Regions from separate parts of the Homo sapiens genome. Here all the other regions are linked to region 1. Evidence: read pairs that join two places in POLR2A ChIA-PET (ENCODE). Cell type or tissue: Panc1. All regions are shown on one strand.

Region 1 (5,000 bases):
ACTTATTAAAAAAAAAAACTGGGAGCCGGGCATGGTGGCTTACGCCTATAATCTTAGCACTTTGGGAGGCAGAGGCCAGTGGATCACCTGAGGTCAGGAGTTTGAGACCAGCCTGGCTAACATAGTGAAACACCGTCTCTACTAAAAATACAAAAATTAGCCGGGTGTGGTAATGCACGCCTGTAGTCCCAGCTGCTCGGGAGGCTGAGACAGGAGAATTGCTTGAACCTGGGAAGTGGAGGCTGCAGTGAGTCAAGAGCGTGACACTGTACTCCAGCCTCGGTGACAGAGTGAGATTCTGTCTCAAAACAAAACAAACAAACAAAAAACAAAGCTCTTTTTGAAGATCACGAGCTTCAGAAAGAAATACTGCATCCACTCTGTCCACATGTTTCTGGCCTGTCCATTCAGTTAACAGTTATTATGTCCCAGGTGCTAGGCTGTGTCCTGGGGACTGAGGTAACAGAAATTACAGGATAAAGCTCCTGCCGTGTAGTAGTACTTTAGGGAGTAGTAGAGATGTTGGTTGGGAAAGAAGTGATGCCAGAATGTGGCGGGGGTTATCAGAGCAGGTTCAGAACGTAAGGAGCACGACCAGGGAATCACTAACTTCGCGTAATGGAAGGGTTTGTTTCAGTTGGATATTAAAAGATGAATAGAAATTTGCAGGCAGCAACAAGAGTTGGCATTCTAGGTGTAGTAGGGGACTATATGATAGAAAGCCCACATTGAAGGTAATGTGGTAAGACTCATTAATCTAAGAAAGATCCTTCTGGTTGTAGCCTTAAGGAAGGGTGAGAGTGGGAACAGATGGAAAGTAAGGAAAACAGTTCGGAGGCAGCTTTAAGAGACCAGAAACGGGCCTGGCGCGGTGGTTCACGCCTGTAATCCAAGCACTTTGGGAGGCCGAGGCGGGTGAATCATGAGGTCAGGAGATCAAGACCATCCTGGCTAACATGGTGAAATCCCGTCTCTACTAAAAATACAAAAAATTAGCCAGGTGTGGTGGCGGGCGCCTGTAGTCCCAGCTACTTGGGAGGCTGAGGCAGAAGAATGGCGTGAACCCGGGAGGCGGAGCTTGCAGTGAGCCTGGATCGCGCCACTGCACTCCAGCCTGGGCGACAGAGCGAGACTCTGCCTCAAAAAAAAAAAAAAAAGAAAAAAAAAAGACCAGAAACGAAATCGGGCCAAGGCAAGAAGGGTGGAAGGTGGATGAGTCTGAGAGATGGATGTTTTCACTATGGAATGGTTGTGTAAGGATGGGGAGTCAGAAGAAGCCATGAGAAGCTTGTGAGAGTTAAGAGGCCATATTCAGTGTTGTGCTGGTAAATATAACCTCCTATAATTAAATTGTAAAGAGGTCAGTCCAAATTCATGTACTGGGGTTGATCGTTTCTGCGTAATAGTCTTTCACTTAACTTTTACTCATTTTCACTTTCACGAAATAAATGGCCGTGTCTTAGCCTGGGGGCCTAGGTCTGGGGTTCGGCTGTGTGCTCTTCCTGCAGTTTGGAAGTGCCGTCTATGTTAATAGATATTCCCAACTCTGCAGATCTTCTCTCGAGGCTGAAGGGGCCCCATTCCTATCAGAAGCCTCTCATTTTTCTCTGAGGTAGAAAAACTAAGGCATAGACTTCATAGGGAAGTTTATATGCAAATGGTGGCTTTCTGCACGGGCCCCTGTGAGTGGAGTGGGATGAGATACCCAGTGGCTTTCAGAGTTCTGGTGGATATTTGATTGCTCTCCATTGGTAGTAACTTTATTGCTTTTATAGGGAGAGTTGTACTGGAAATTTGCCCTCCCTGTCCTTCAGCTGGTTTGTTCCCAAGCCAGACCTGTCTGAAAATTGAAATGGAATACTTTTTCTCATCTCAAGTTATCAGTTGTAGCTGTCAGGAATTTGTTACTGTCTGCTAAAGCCTTTTAACATGAAAATACGCTAAGGGCAGTGCATGTGTGAGTCATGTGGGAAGTTACATTATTTTATGGATGCAGAGAGGGACACAGACCCAGATTTATTCATAGGTGAAAGGGGAAAAGGAACAGAATTTAAAAGGGAAATCCTGAAAAATATGTAGCCTCTGTGGCTCTGCCTCTTTTCCTACCTGCGTCTCTTATACACCATGGATAGAATGTAAGCTCAGTGGGTACAGAAGAGCTGTCTTTTTTCCCTCCTTTGGTCTTCTTAGCTGTCCCCACCAGGCCATGCCTATAATCGGTGCTTAGCAAGCTACTGGCTTAAGAGAGTCTCTGTCTGCTGTGAGTGCAGCTCCTGAGATGGTGGGGATGGATGCTGGTTAGGAAGTGTGTTCGCTGCCTTAGCATAAAGAATAAGTACAGTTTTTCTCGATTATTTTTCTCCAAGGGAAACTCAATGGGGAATGTCGGTTTCATGCTGTTCTTGGAGGGGTTGGTTTAGAATTCTCTCTGGCTTTTCTGAGAATCCCTCCACATTCCCCCTCCAGGCTGCTGTCATGGTAGCTGCCCTTCTTTCAGCTACTTGCATTTTTTGGGAGATATGCCATCTTCCTTCAGTTTGCACCCTGGTAGCTTAGCTCCTTCAGTGTTTAGAGGGAAATGGGAGATGGAGAATCGAAGCACACTAGTGCTTTCTGGTGTTCTCTGCATGTGTTTGGAAGGAATGTAAAAGTAGCTAGGGCTTATCGTGGTATCATAGCATTATAGGGTATGAGACCTTTGGGGAAACTGAGGCTCACAAAGGCTGATAACTTTACCTAGAGTCAGTGACTGCTAATGGCAGACTCCTAGCGTCTGTACTTTTCCACACTTACCCGTTCATATGAAATAGTCTGGGAAGGTCTCTTTTAAAATGTATCGTGACCTCTCCTATAAACCTCAAGGTTACATATGTTAAAGAAATGTAGTCGGCTTTCCTCATGTGCCGAATTCTGAATCAAGCTTACCCAAACCCCCAAATCATTTCCACAGAGCAGAGGAAAAAAACAAAACAAAACAAAACAAAACAGGCAAATGTGAATCATGGGAACCTATTATAATGATATATAGCTTGTCATAACACATTATAATATTACAGCAAATGTATTTAACTCACTGAACGTTCTCAGGGGGCTCTTAGCTCCCTTTAAAAGTGTTCTCCAAATCTCTGCAGCAAGATGGAGCTGCCTAGTCCACCTCACTTTTGACCAAACCACCGTTACGAGAATACCTATTGAAAACCCTTACACTGTTGCTGTTTCCCTGGGCTTAAAAGTATGTTTGGTTTTGTCAGTACCTGGAAACAGGAAGTTGAGATTTGAGGAGAAATCTTTGGCAGTTGTGCACTAAGCTTGCGGGAGTTAGGAGTCTGTTGCCACGGAAACCACACTGCTGCCTCATTTATTAATGGAGGCTTGGTGAACTTCCGGAGATACTCTTAGCCTGTCCTGTAAATTCATTCTAGAGAAATGCAGGGTGACTTTTAAGAGATTTCTCTGTCGTTTCTCAAGCATTCTCTCCTGGGTCTTCATGAGCTCCAGAAAATTGCTTGTATGCAGGTTCAGAACCACTGATTTTTATCTGGCAAGCATGTCTGAAGGCCGTTTCCTTTTTTTCATGCTTAAATCGTGTTTATGCCTGCCTGCCTTGTCCAATAAGTGAATTTTTTTTTATTATGCTGCCTTTAAGAATTACATGGATTTCAAATGAAGGAAGAAGGAATACAAAAATGAACTAAGTAAATATATTGAAAACCTTCTGACACTAACTTTAAGAGAGTTATAAGCATCAAAGCCTTTTCTAACTTTTAAAATTCTAAACTTAAAAAATCTAAAATGAATGGTTTATTTCTTCTAATTCCAGTGAGATACTTTAAGAACATTTGTCTGAGACATTTTCAAATTTTGTTCTAATTTCACTAAACTAACTCTATTCTGCTAGGCAGAGTAACAGCATTGGAAGTTGCTTCCAGGAAAAAAAAAATTTTTTTTCTAGCTAATTGTTTATCTGGGAGGATGCAAATGGTGGTTTTAAGTCCTTTAAGTCATCCATCATGCCTGGCAGCCTCTATTGTCTCATTGTTGGATTTGAGCCAAGTCAGGCCCTTTCTTGGTCTTGGGAGGGTGCACATAGATCTTGCTCTGCCAAATCTGTGTTCACAAGGAGTCCGAGCCCAGCTCTAAGGGTAGGTAATGTTGTCAGATCTATAGATCCCCTCAGATTGGAAAAGATCATGCATCCTCGTTCCTTATGTCACACTAAAGTAGAAAGTAGCACTCTATTCAAAGTAGAAGTGACAGGACTTGTTCCCTCAGTTCTTCCAGTGTCTACGAATTACTGTTAGTTTTTAAACGCATTTTTGTGGATGTAATAAAATACTGTTTATAGTCAGCTACGAAGTAAGTAATTACAATGCGGGAAATGAAATTCAATATAGCTTTGTTGTGGTTTTTTGAATTTTAATTAAACCAGTCTTAGAGTAAATTATAAATGCTGCTGCTTTTGTTGTGACAAGTGACATTGACAAAATATTAATCTAATGGATTGTTATTCACAAAAGCTAAATCTTTTCAAATCTGCAGGGTTTGGTTGTTTATTTTGTTTTACTTTTCAGTTTGTGTTTTAAAAAGTCTAGAGAAAAGAATAAAGTTTTAAAACCACATGAAATAACTCCATGTATGGAATATTTCATTGTTGATGTCTTGCCAGCCATAATTGCATGCATCTCATTTATGGCGCTGAAAACTTGTTCTTTTTAAAAATCAGATGTTTCTGTGGTCACTTTTTTGTTATTAAAACTGGAGCCGGGTTAAATAACCAACCATTGACCACGAAGCCTAATATTAAAGGAATAATCAGCCCATGTTCCTATTAGATCATTTCCGTTTTCTTTTACTTTATAAATTACCTTGTTGCTTAAAAATGACATTTTGTTGGTTGTGAAGTCCTCTTATAGCTAAATTATTCAAGTTATTTTCTTTGGAGATTCTTTTAACTTGAATTTATATAAACTGTAAAGAATGTACATTAAATATTCAGAAAC
Region 2 (5,000 bases), 97 kb before region 1:
TCAGCTTTAATTGTGTTTACACTTTGTTTAGAGGGCCTGGCCTGCTCCTTATGTCCCACAAGCACCTGATACAGAGCCAGCACACAGTAGGCAGTTTCTTTTCACCCACCATAGATCAGAGGTTGGAATGCACCTTTCTTGACATCTTCATCTGTCTCCTGTCCCCTTTACAGCATGACTGTTTTAAGAGGTCTTGTAGCTATTCTTTGATTACCTCTAGTGATGGGAGGCTTACTGTCTCACAAATACATTTAGACTTTGAGTTCAAGGTGTGATGAACCTGGGTTTGAATTTCACCTTGACCACTGACTAGTGACATGATTCTGGACAAATAATATTTCTAAACTTCATTTTATTTATCTGAATAACAGAGATAGTAATATTTCTACCTCTTGTAATTGTGATGAGGATGAAGTGAAATAATAAAAGTAAAGTTCTGGACTCTAAAGAAGTCAAACTCATAAAAAGTAGAGTAGAATGGTGGTTACCAGAGGTTTTGGGGGTGAGAGGGTGGGTAGGGAAAGGGGAGCTTGATCAAAGTGTGCAAAGTTTCTCTTAGGAGGAATAAATTCTGGTGCATAACATGGTGACTGTAGTTAATAATAATTATGGTATATTTCAAAATGGCAAAAAGAAGAATTTAAATGTTCTTATCACAAAGAAATGATACCTATTGAAGGTGATGGATATGTTAATTCATCAGATTGGATCATTCCACAATATATACATGTATGGAAATATCACATTGTACCCCATGAACATATACAACTATTATTTATCATTCAAAAATAAAACTTTAAAAAAGGAAAGTCTTGACTCCTACTCCTCACATAGTGTCAAGTAAATATTAGCTGTGAATATTAATTTTATTTACTGATACAAGGTGTATTTCCTTAAACTTTTGCCATCTATTAGAATCTCAGTGATTTGGCAAAGAAGCCATAGCTCAGCCTCCAGCTCTTATAAGTGGCCTGGAATTTGGAGTATATTCTTCTGTAATGGAGATGTGGGAGGGTATTGTCTTTGAGCTGATTCCAGAGTGGCCCGTGGTCCAGCGGTGGGGCTGGGCAGTGCTGTAATACGTCCAGGCTAGCACCTTCTTGGTTTTCAGAGTCTGATTATAGAGACCTCTTGTTTGTCCTTCTCTTTCTTGGCTGGTGTTCTTGCCTTGGCATCCCTGATAGAAGATAGACAAAAACATTTAGAAGAAATGAAACTCTGATCCACATACTAGTTATCTGTTCCCCTCCGCAGAAAAGGGCTTAGTTTAGCAAAGAGAGGTAAAGGTAGAGATCATACTTCTAAATTCAAAGCAATATATGTCGAGCTTATTGACAGCACTCAATAAATGTTGCTTTTATTAATATTACAGGTAAACCAATACGAGGGTGGCCTGGGCATAGGGTAGGCAGGACCTAACTCTTCTCTTATCCCCAGACTTTAGTATTTCAGTATTTTTGATGAGAATCTGATTAATGATCTGAAAGTTCCTCAAAGTCTCCTGTGATTTAAGCAGATAGCTTTTATCCTTGGGGAACCAATATAATTAGTATTAGAACTAGGTTCATGAATCTTAAGATTATGGAGTTCATCTTTGTCCAGCCCATCTCACTATGCTTTGTAGAGAATAACTTAGCAGAAACAGCCCCCTGCTAGGCATCTTGGTAATTGCTTCCTAATAACTGTTAATTTTTGGTTTCACAACTAAAATATTAGGGAGTCTGGTGAATTTAAGAAATAGTGTTGAAGTGATGGCAATTGAGATTTTAAAAGTTGCCTGTATGACAAATGAAACAGATTTAAGGTGGGGGAGAAGGTTACCCATGAACGGGGTGGTATTGAAAATATTTAACAGCCAGTCCAGAAGGGCATTGGCACAGTAGAAACTACACTGCAGGCCCCTTGATTTGCCGGACACCTATCCTTGTTGAATAGTGAGGAGACCTTGGGACACTACGAAGGGGACAGAGCATTCACTGGGGCTTTGGAGCACTGACTCTTTACACGCTGTTATGGAAGTATTTCAGTATTTTAAACAACCAGTATAGTTGTACCAGTCGGGTACTGGAGGTGGTGTGGGAGAGTGTCTGAAACTGGCAGGTGTTCAGAGGTGTTGATAGATTCTTCACTTGTCATCTTTAATTCATTGCTGAGAAAACTTTAGTTGCGCTAGGCCAGATTATCCCCAAAGGCGTTTGGACAGTGTCACATTAGAATTTAGGGCTATTTAGAAAGCACTGAGACATGTCCTTTTTTTCAGAAAATACTGTGTATACAGTGTGAGAGGCGCACAGCCTCTGTCTTCATGAGGTCCCCAGTCTATCGGTGGCCTTGAAATTTTTCTGCTCTTTGACTGTAGGCTAGGAATCTGTCCTTGAGAAATGATTACAAGGATGTTTGCTACAACAGTGAAAAGTTGGGCAAAATCTAAATGTCCAAGCATGAGAAAAGAGCTAAATAATAGCATATCCACCCCCCAGAATATTATGTACCTCTTAAAAATCACAGACACAGAGAAGTTTTCAGGACTCAGGAACTATTTCTGACTGTGAAATGTTAGGTGGGCAATAAAAACCTAAAGCTGTAAGGAATAATTAGTGTAAGAAAGGACATCAAAATGCATGGGTAGCACTGATTATTATTTGATGGTGGAATATGGGTAAAGTTAATTTTCTTTGTGGATGTTTCTATATGTTCCACTTTTGGTCATCTATGGGTATTAACTTTTATAACTAGAGGTGTTCCAGAAATATTTTTAAAAACCCGATTAAAAATTTAAAAATTATTGTATAATTAGTGAGTGGGTGAACATGTTGGATTTAAACTTGGAGAAGCACATTTGGAGGTTGTATTTATCTCTTGTAAAGAAAGCTGCTGACTCGGTGGGATAAAAATAAGAGGCCTAGGTCAGCCTCCTCGCGTTGAGGCACCTGGCTCCCCCAGGCTTCCAGACTGCACGGGTTCTGAGAGGCCCTAATGGGCTTGTTGAAAGGTTCTACTTGGCTTCTTATTAATGTCCCTCCCTGAGCTGTGCTCTGCTCTGCTGGCTAACCTTGTCGGAAGGTTACCTGTGGCTCTCCAGGGCTCGGCTAATTTTAAACCTGGTCAGGGAGTGTGGTGGCATTGCTCTGCAGAGACATGAACAGCTCCCTGGGAGACACTGCTGGGGAAAGATGAGTCGAGTCTACGGTTTTTTCTCATCCTCCTGTAAGTGACCAGGCACGCTGAACAAGCAAAGAGAGCTGGGATAATAATGAGAGCTTTTATGGTAAAAACCAGGATTATTAAAGATCTTTTAGCAGTGTCAATGCTGGTTGATAATTGCACGGTGTGATGTGCCCTGCATGAACTGTGTCAATTCTGGCCACACTAGGAGTAGCAAGGTGAATGAGATCCTCTCTTCTGGAAACTAGACTTTGGCTGCTTTTAAAGACAGAATGAAACTACAGTGAATTTCACTACTTATTCGGTATTATTTTAAATTTTCAGGACTCACACTCCACTGGTGATAAGTTCTTCTATGAAATTTTTGATCAATTTGATTGGGAGAGGGCTGTTTCTGAAAAGCTAAAAAAAATTTAAAAACACAGAATCGCTGCCTGTCTGCATGTCAACTGCTGGTCTGGCTGCCTCTAAAATTGTCATTTTAAGGGGTTTTTTTTTTTTTTTTTGGACTGTTTGCAGTGGAGTCTTGTTCAGAATACGGCTGTGTCTTATAATACGTGCAACCCTGATATTGTAAAATGAAATATAAATCAATAACTGCAAAATAAGGTGACAATTGAGAACCTTTTCCCCATCAAAATTAATTGTTAAAAAAAAAAACTTAGCCCATATTTTTCTGCTTAGAATTTTTTTGTCCATCTACCTTTCACCACCTTCAGGTTGGGAATCTAAATGTGCCTGTTAGAGTTGGCTCTGTCTTCTCCTGCCAAGGCATTCACAGCTTCTTTTGCACGTACGGGATTACAGTGGGAAACCCATTCCACCCAGTGGATGGCCTGGTCTTGAGGCTTACCTGCCTGGCTTAAGGAAGTGCATCTTTTCTTGTAGCTGGGCCTGTACCCACCCACTCATAAAACAGTTGCTAGGAGCAAATTAAAGAGGCATTGTGTGTGGAGTAAACCAGGATGAAAGAACAATGGATGGAGAATCAATACCCTCCTAACTCCCTACAGTGATTGAAGTTAACTTTATTTGAAATATCCAGGCTGGGCCAGAGCACATCAAGCTAGCAGCATTCTTGCACGAGAGTAGCACGGGAATGAACTTTGATTTCATTTTAGGGAAGAAGAAAAAATAATGAATAAATGCTTTTTATTAGCCTTTTCCCTCCCCTTGAAGTCCTACCTCTTCTACATAAACCTAATTAGCTTCGACATGTTTGGATTTAGTTTTGAGAAAATTAAAGCTGAGTAATATTAGGAATTTGTTCAGTGGGAATACTTGTTAAAACCTTCATTGACCCAAATCTGACTTATAAATGGTATTAAATAAGCAAACTAAAGAAAACTTCATCCCCGTCTTGTCCTAAAATAATATTTTTAAAAGCATATTTAGAGTTAAGTATAATATAAATATGTTACCCTGATTAGGTACTAAATGAGGTACTGAAGAAGCTGTAGTGGCGGTATTGAGTGTAGTTATGAATTTAATGTTCTTTTCTTAAAAACCAAGTCCTCTTTGACACATGTTCAAAGGTCTTCCTTTTTTTTCTTCTCCTGAGCTGCTCTTTCTCACCTCTGGGGCACTTCCCTCCTACACTTGGCCCGCATGCGTGGTTTAGGCAGGCCCACTGTTATTTTTGTGGTAACCTGACACTGGGCCCAGCGCAGCCCCCTGGCTCTTGTGGGAGGTGAACTGGCTGAGAGCCAGGCTGCGTTCTCCCAGGATGAGCTGCTGCTGAAGCAGGCTGGGCTGAGGGCTGTGGGCAGGCTGCAGCAGGGGCTGGGATGCCACAGACCAGGCGGGCTGGGGGTTCACCAGTGAAGACCTCAGAC
Region 3 (5,000 bases), 91 kb before region 1:
AGAATGTTGGGGTTCTGGATGGGTGGCTGGAGGAGCAGGCTGAGAACAGGTGTGAAAGGCCAGGGGTCTCATAATGCACTTCAGTCCTGAGTGAGTGGGGATCTGCTGAATGACTTCAAGTGAGTGTATGATGAAAGTCCTATTTGCATTTTAGGAAAACCTTTCTGACTGCGGGATAGTGTAGGAGACACTCGCTAAAAATATGTCTCCTGGGATTCTGATTCAGGATTTCTGGCATAAAGCTGGGAATCTCTATGTTTAAGAAGCCACCCATATCATCTCGTATAACCAGGCTTGGGGACTAGGTTGTTGGCAGTGGCGAGAGTGTGGGGAGGCGGGGGACAGCTCAGCTCTGGCAGAGGGCTGAGGCAGAAATGGTGCGGTCCTTTCCTTGAGACAGGAGCAAAGTTAGTGGGGTAGAGAGGAGCAGAGGGGATCCAGGGGAGGCAGGGGGACTGGGGGTCAAATGGACGTTCTTGGTGATCATTTAGATCAGGAGGGGAGGAGGGGAACCTAGGATAATGGCCCTCCTTTTGGGTTATGCTCCAGCCAGTTTACCTGAGAAACATCATCTCTGAGAGGAGGCGGTGGGATTCTCCCAGGACCTGGGAATCCTTTTGGATTTTCATGGGGACTTTTACAGATAGATCCTTAATCAGCAATGTGATGTTGATGGTGTCAGGGCCCACTGTGCCAGAACTGTGTGTGTGTGAGGATTTGCGCTGGTTTGTTTTGCCTGTGGGGGACTTTTGGCTTCTGAAGTCACATCCCCTACGTAGAGTCACCTTTAGGCAGTTGGATTGAGAGGGAATCTGCACCTGGAAGTCTCCCTGAGAGGGAGGGCTTTAGTGGCCATTTGTACGTGTAATTGGAAATGGATTACATTTTAATTAATCTAAGGGGCTGAGAGCTCATCTTGTTCCTCTACCAGGGTTAACAGAATCTGTAGAAGGATGTAGTCTTGGAAGGAAATATATTCCCCCTGCCTGACACTCCGTCCACCTTTTTCCCTAAAGAAATTTGTGTGTGTGTGCTGGGGACCCGTAGAAAATGTGGATTTAATCAAGGTGTGGCCTTTGCATATTTTACTGAATTCAGCAGACTCATTTTGCTGGGGTTTGTCAGAGGGGAGGGGGAGGAGACTGCTGGCTGGAGAGGGCTCACAGCACCCTGGGCCATGGGGAAGTGAAGGCAGGAGAAGGCGCAGGCCTGATGTCAGACATGAGCGCATCAGACTTTCTGTCCGTACCTCTCTTGGACTGGGCGTCTTGCCCCCACTGAATGCCCTTACAGTGCTTGTGGACGGCTTAGAGTGGTCTTGTGCCCACAGCAGGTGCTCCAGTAATATTTGTTCATTTGAATGAGTGGTTTAATTGAGGGGGGAACAGTAGTTACTCACTTATCCTGCCTCAGCCTGTCTTCAGCTAAGGTGCCAAGATTCTTTCTCTTGCTGAACTTGAACTGGATGTAAACCAAGGACCAGGTTTACATTTTGAGGATTGGGATGGGGTGCGGGTGGGGCTTTAATTGGCCCCTGAATTTGCATCTCAATGTGAGAGACCTGTTTTGCATCTGCTCCATCACCATGTCATCATTAAATGGAAGATTATATTTGTCGTTTAAAGGGTGGGGACTTGCTTGTGTTGGTGATCATTGGGACCCAGTTGACATTTGTGAACCGGCAGTGTTGCGTGCTTTTGGTTAAATTCATGCATTAGCTCGTGTCGGCATTAGTTGGTGTTTTCACATTGGCCAAATGCAGACGCATGTCTCTGTATAAGCATAGCAGCCTGGTTCCCATGTTGGGCTCGAGTGTGACCCTGTTGTCAGCTCACAGCCTCTCTTTAGGGATGAGGGGAGTATGTTGAGTGCTTGAAGACAGTCTGATGAGCATTCATTAGAATGGCTGAGTGATCAGGTACCGAGCAGAGTTAATCCCATGGCTCTGGGTTGTTTAAACAAACACACCTTTATAAACTTGGAACACTGAAGGGAGACGTCACATTGTAGTATTTCAGTTTATCTAGAGAACTGTCCTGGCCTTGGACCATACTGAAAATACTTTTGATTTAAAAGTTCAGATTCCAGATATATAACATTCTCTGTTCTTCACCCTTTATCTTCCCAAGTAGACAGACAGACAGACAGACACACACACGTACACCTTCAGGAGTTGCTCACACACTCCTGGTGTTTCTGGTGTTTTCGTGCTTTTTGTATGAAACAGTCCACCTTTCGTCATGGCCTATGAGGCCCCCTGTGATTGACTCAGCTTACATTTTCAGCCTCTGCTCTAGCCTTTCTACTTTCTTGCTTGGCTCTCTCTTCCCCACATCTCCTCCACTAATACTTGGCCTGTGAGTCTGGATTAGCCTTTCAGACCAGCCTAAATGCCACCTCCCTGAGAAACTCTCATTGATCCGAGAGACAGAATAAACTCCTCCATCAGCACCCTATTGATTCCTCCATTGCATCAGGTGACATATTTATTCACCTGTTCATATTCACCCATTGACTCATTATTTCCGGCAACCATTCAGTCCTGTTTTTTGGGGAGCAGTTGCCATGTGCTAGGCATTCTGCTGAATGCCAAACATAGAAAAATGACTGGGCTGGGTGAGGTGGTTCATGCCTGTAGTCCCAGCACTTCGGGAAGCTGAGGCAGGAGAATCGCTTGAGGCCAGCAGTTTGAAATGAGCCTGGGCAACATAGTGAGGCCAAAAAACCGAAATAATTAGCTGGGCATGGTAGCATGTGCCTGTAGTCCCAGCTACTTGGGAGGCTGAGGCAGGAGGATGGCTTGAGCCCTGGAGGCTGAGGCTGCAGTGAGCTGTGATCATGCCACTGTATGTACTCCAACCTGACTCAAAAAAAAAAAAAAAAAAGGAAAAATTACTAAAGGCATGGGCCCAAACCTTAAAGATCTCACAAATCCTCAAAGGTGAGAGACGCATAAACAAATCATTCCTATGCGGTGAGTGAGTTCAGTTCATTTGTACTGGCTGGCAAAGGTGCTACCTGTGGGAACACAGAGGAGTGGGGAAAGGCCAGGTCAGGCTTCCCAGTGGAGGGGCTTGAAGTCTTGCAGGTATGTGTACTTATTTGTCTCGCTGCTGGAGAGGGTGCTTGTTGAGGACAGGGAATGTGGTATCTTTATCTCCATATCCAGTGCTTGGGACATATGGCTGAAGGGACAGGGGTGGGAGGGGCTCTCAGTAAATGCTTTTACCACATTAAATTGAAACAGATAATTAGAAAACAGAAACTTTCCCTTTCATATTTATACCCTATCATGTTTCAGAATCATTTTAAGGCAGCATGCAAGACTGTAAAATAGCATAAATAGAAGGTGGGAGAAAGAATGGAGAAAAAGAAGAGGATAGAGGTGAAGACTAAATGTGGACTTAGGAATGAAACCAAACTTGCCGACCAAAACCACCTCTGAGCACTCTCTGAGGGGCCTGCCAGTGTGGCTCAGTGCACTTTGGTGGCTACTGAGTAAAGGAAAGGCCAATGGCTTGACCACGAGGTAAAAAACACATTGTGTTTTGTTTGCTGTAGAACTTTCCTTTGGGATCTTTGTAAAGATCAGTCTGTGTGACGTGATGAGCAGCGTCTTCCACATCCTTGCATTCACTCTAGAGACAAATCCCATTGGCTGTTTCTTCTAATAACCCTTCATATGCTGATGGCAGCACATCAAAGCATAATTCAAAAAAGGCAAATGTATTCAGAGCTCCTGGAATAATCTTTCTCTAAGGTAACTGGAATCAGAAAGGCACTGAAACAGGGCAGTTTTTTTTTTTTTTTTTTTTCATTTCTTTCTTTTTTTTTAAAATAATTTTTATTGAAGTCCAACTTACATACAGAAAAGGGCACACACATCATCAATATTGAGTCCCTTGTGTTTTTCCATTTGAATGCATTGGCATCCAGAGCCATTGATCTATTGATCTGCACTGACATGACCAGAACCTCCTAAGCCTCCCCACGCTGCCTTCCAGTCAGTACTCCCAACCCTAAAGGGTGGTTGCTACCCTGACTTCTAATAACGTAGATGAATTTCGTTAGTGTTTGAACTTGGTATGAACGGACGCAGACAGTATAGTATATATTTCTTTGTATCTTTTTTTTCCTCAATATTGCGTTGGTACAATTCACCCATGTTGTTACTTGCAGTTGTCATTTATTTATATTCTATTGCTGTCCCATAGAACTTTCTGTGGCTGTGAAATGATTTTTGTCTGTGCTGTATGACACAGTAGCCATTAGCCACTTGTGAATATTGAGCTCATGAGATACAAGTAGTGTGACTGAACAACTGAATTTTTAATCTTATTAATTTACATTTAAATTCACAAATGTGTCTAGTGCCTACTGCATTGGACAGTACAGCTGTATACCATTCTATTTTATGAATATGCTACAGTTTTTTTTTTTTTAAGACAGTGTCTCACACTCTCTCAGGCCAGAGTGCGGTGGCGTGATCACAGCTCACTACAGCTTGACCGCCTGGGCTCAGGTGATCCTCCTACTTCAGCCTCTGGGGTAGCTGGGACTACAGGCATGCGCCACCAACACCCAGCTAATTTTTTTTTTTTTTTTTTGTAGAGATAGGGTCTCACTATGTTGCCCAGGCTGCTCTCAACTCCTGCGCTGAAGCAATCTGCCCATCTCGGCCTCCCAAAGTGCTGGAATTACAGATGTGTTCCACAGCGCCCAGCCTGATTATACTATAGTTTATATGTCCTATTGTTAATAAAAATTTGGCTGTTTCTGTCTGTTACAAACAATGAAAATATAAACATTCCTATACCTGTCTTTTGGTGAACATAGGCATGCATTTCTTTAGCATCTCTACCTGGGATTTGGAATTGCTGAATCAGGAGGTATGCATATAATCAGTTTTGGTATGTAGATATTGCCAAAGAGTTTTCCAGAATGATTGTACCAATTTGCGCTCTCATCAGTTCTTTGAGAATTCCATTTACTCCATCTCC

What was found. Peaks named below come from ENCODE experiments on the same cell type or tissue, not always from the same donor. Only the 100,000 strongest peaks of a DNase experiment are listed, where the experiment ranks them.
Region 2: POLR2A ChIA-PET joins it to region 1 with 5 read pairs; 6 of 35 experiments call an interaction of 5 or more read pairs at or near these places.
Region 3: POLR2A ChIA-PET joins it to region 1 with 9 read pairs; 5 of 35 experiments call an interaction of 5 or more read pairs at or near these places.

The regions. Positions count from the first base shown.
Region 1 is chr11:12,839,106-12,844,105 of GRCh38, forward strand. All of the region lies in intron 3 of TEAD1 (TEA domain transcription factor 1), which reads left to right. Among named protein-coding and RNA genes, the nearest start is that of TEAD1-AS1, 81 kb to the right of the region's middle. RefSeq lists an enhancer at 4,680-5,000. In Panc1, no CTCF peak of the experiment used is centred here; no DNase peak of the experiment used is centred here; H3K4me3 peaks cover 1,658 bases; H3K27ac peaks cover 3,089 bases.
Region 2 is chr11:12,741,934-12,746,933 of GRCh38, forward strand. All of the region lies in intron 2 of TEAD1 (TEA domain transcription factor 1), which reads left to right. Among named protein-coding and RNA genes, the nearest start is that of TEAD1, 70 kb to the left of the region's middle. In Panc1, no CTCF peak of the experiment used is centred here; no DNase peak of the experiment used is centred here; H3K27ac peaks cover 300 bases.
Region 3 is chr11:12,748,419-12,753,418 of GRCh38, forward strand. All of the region lies in intron 2 of TEAD1 (TEA domain transcription factor 1), which reads left to right. Among named protein-coding and RNA genes, the nearest start is that of TEAD1, 76 kb to the left of the region's middle. RefSeq lists a silencer at 1,584-1,878. In Panc1, no CTCF peak of the experiment used is centred here; no DNase peak of the experiment used is centred here.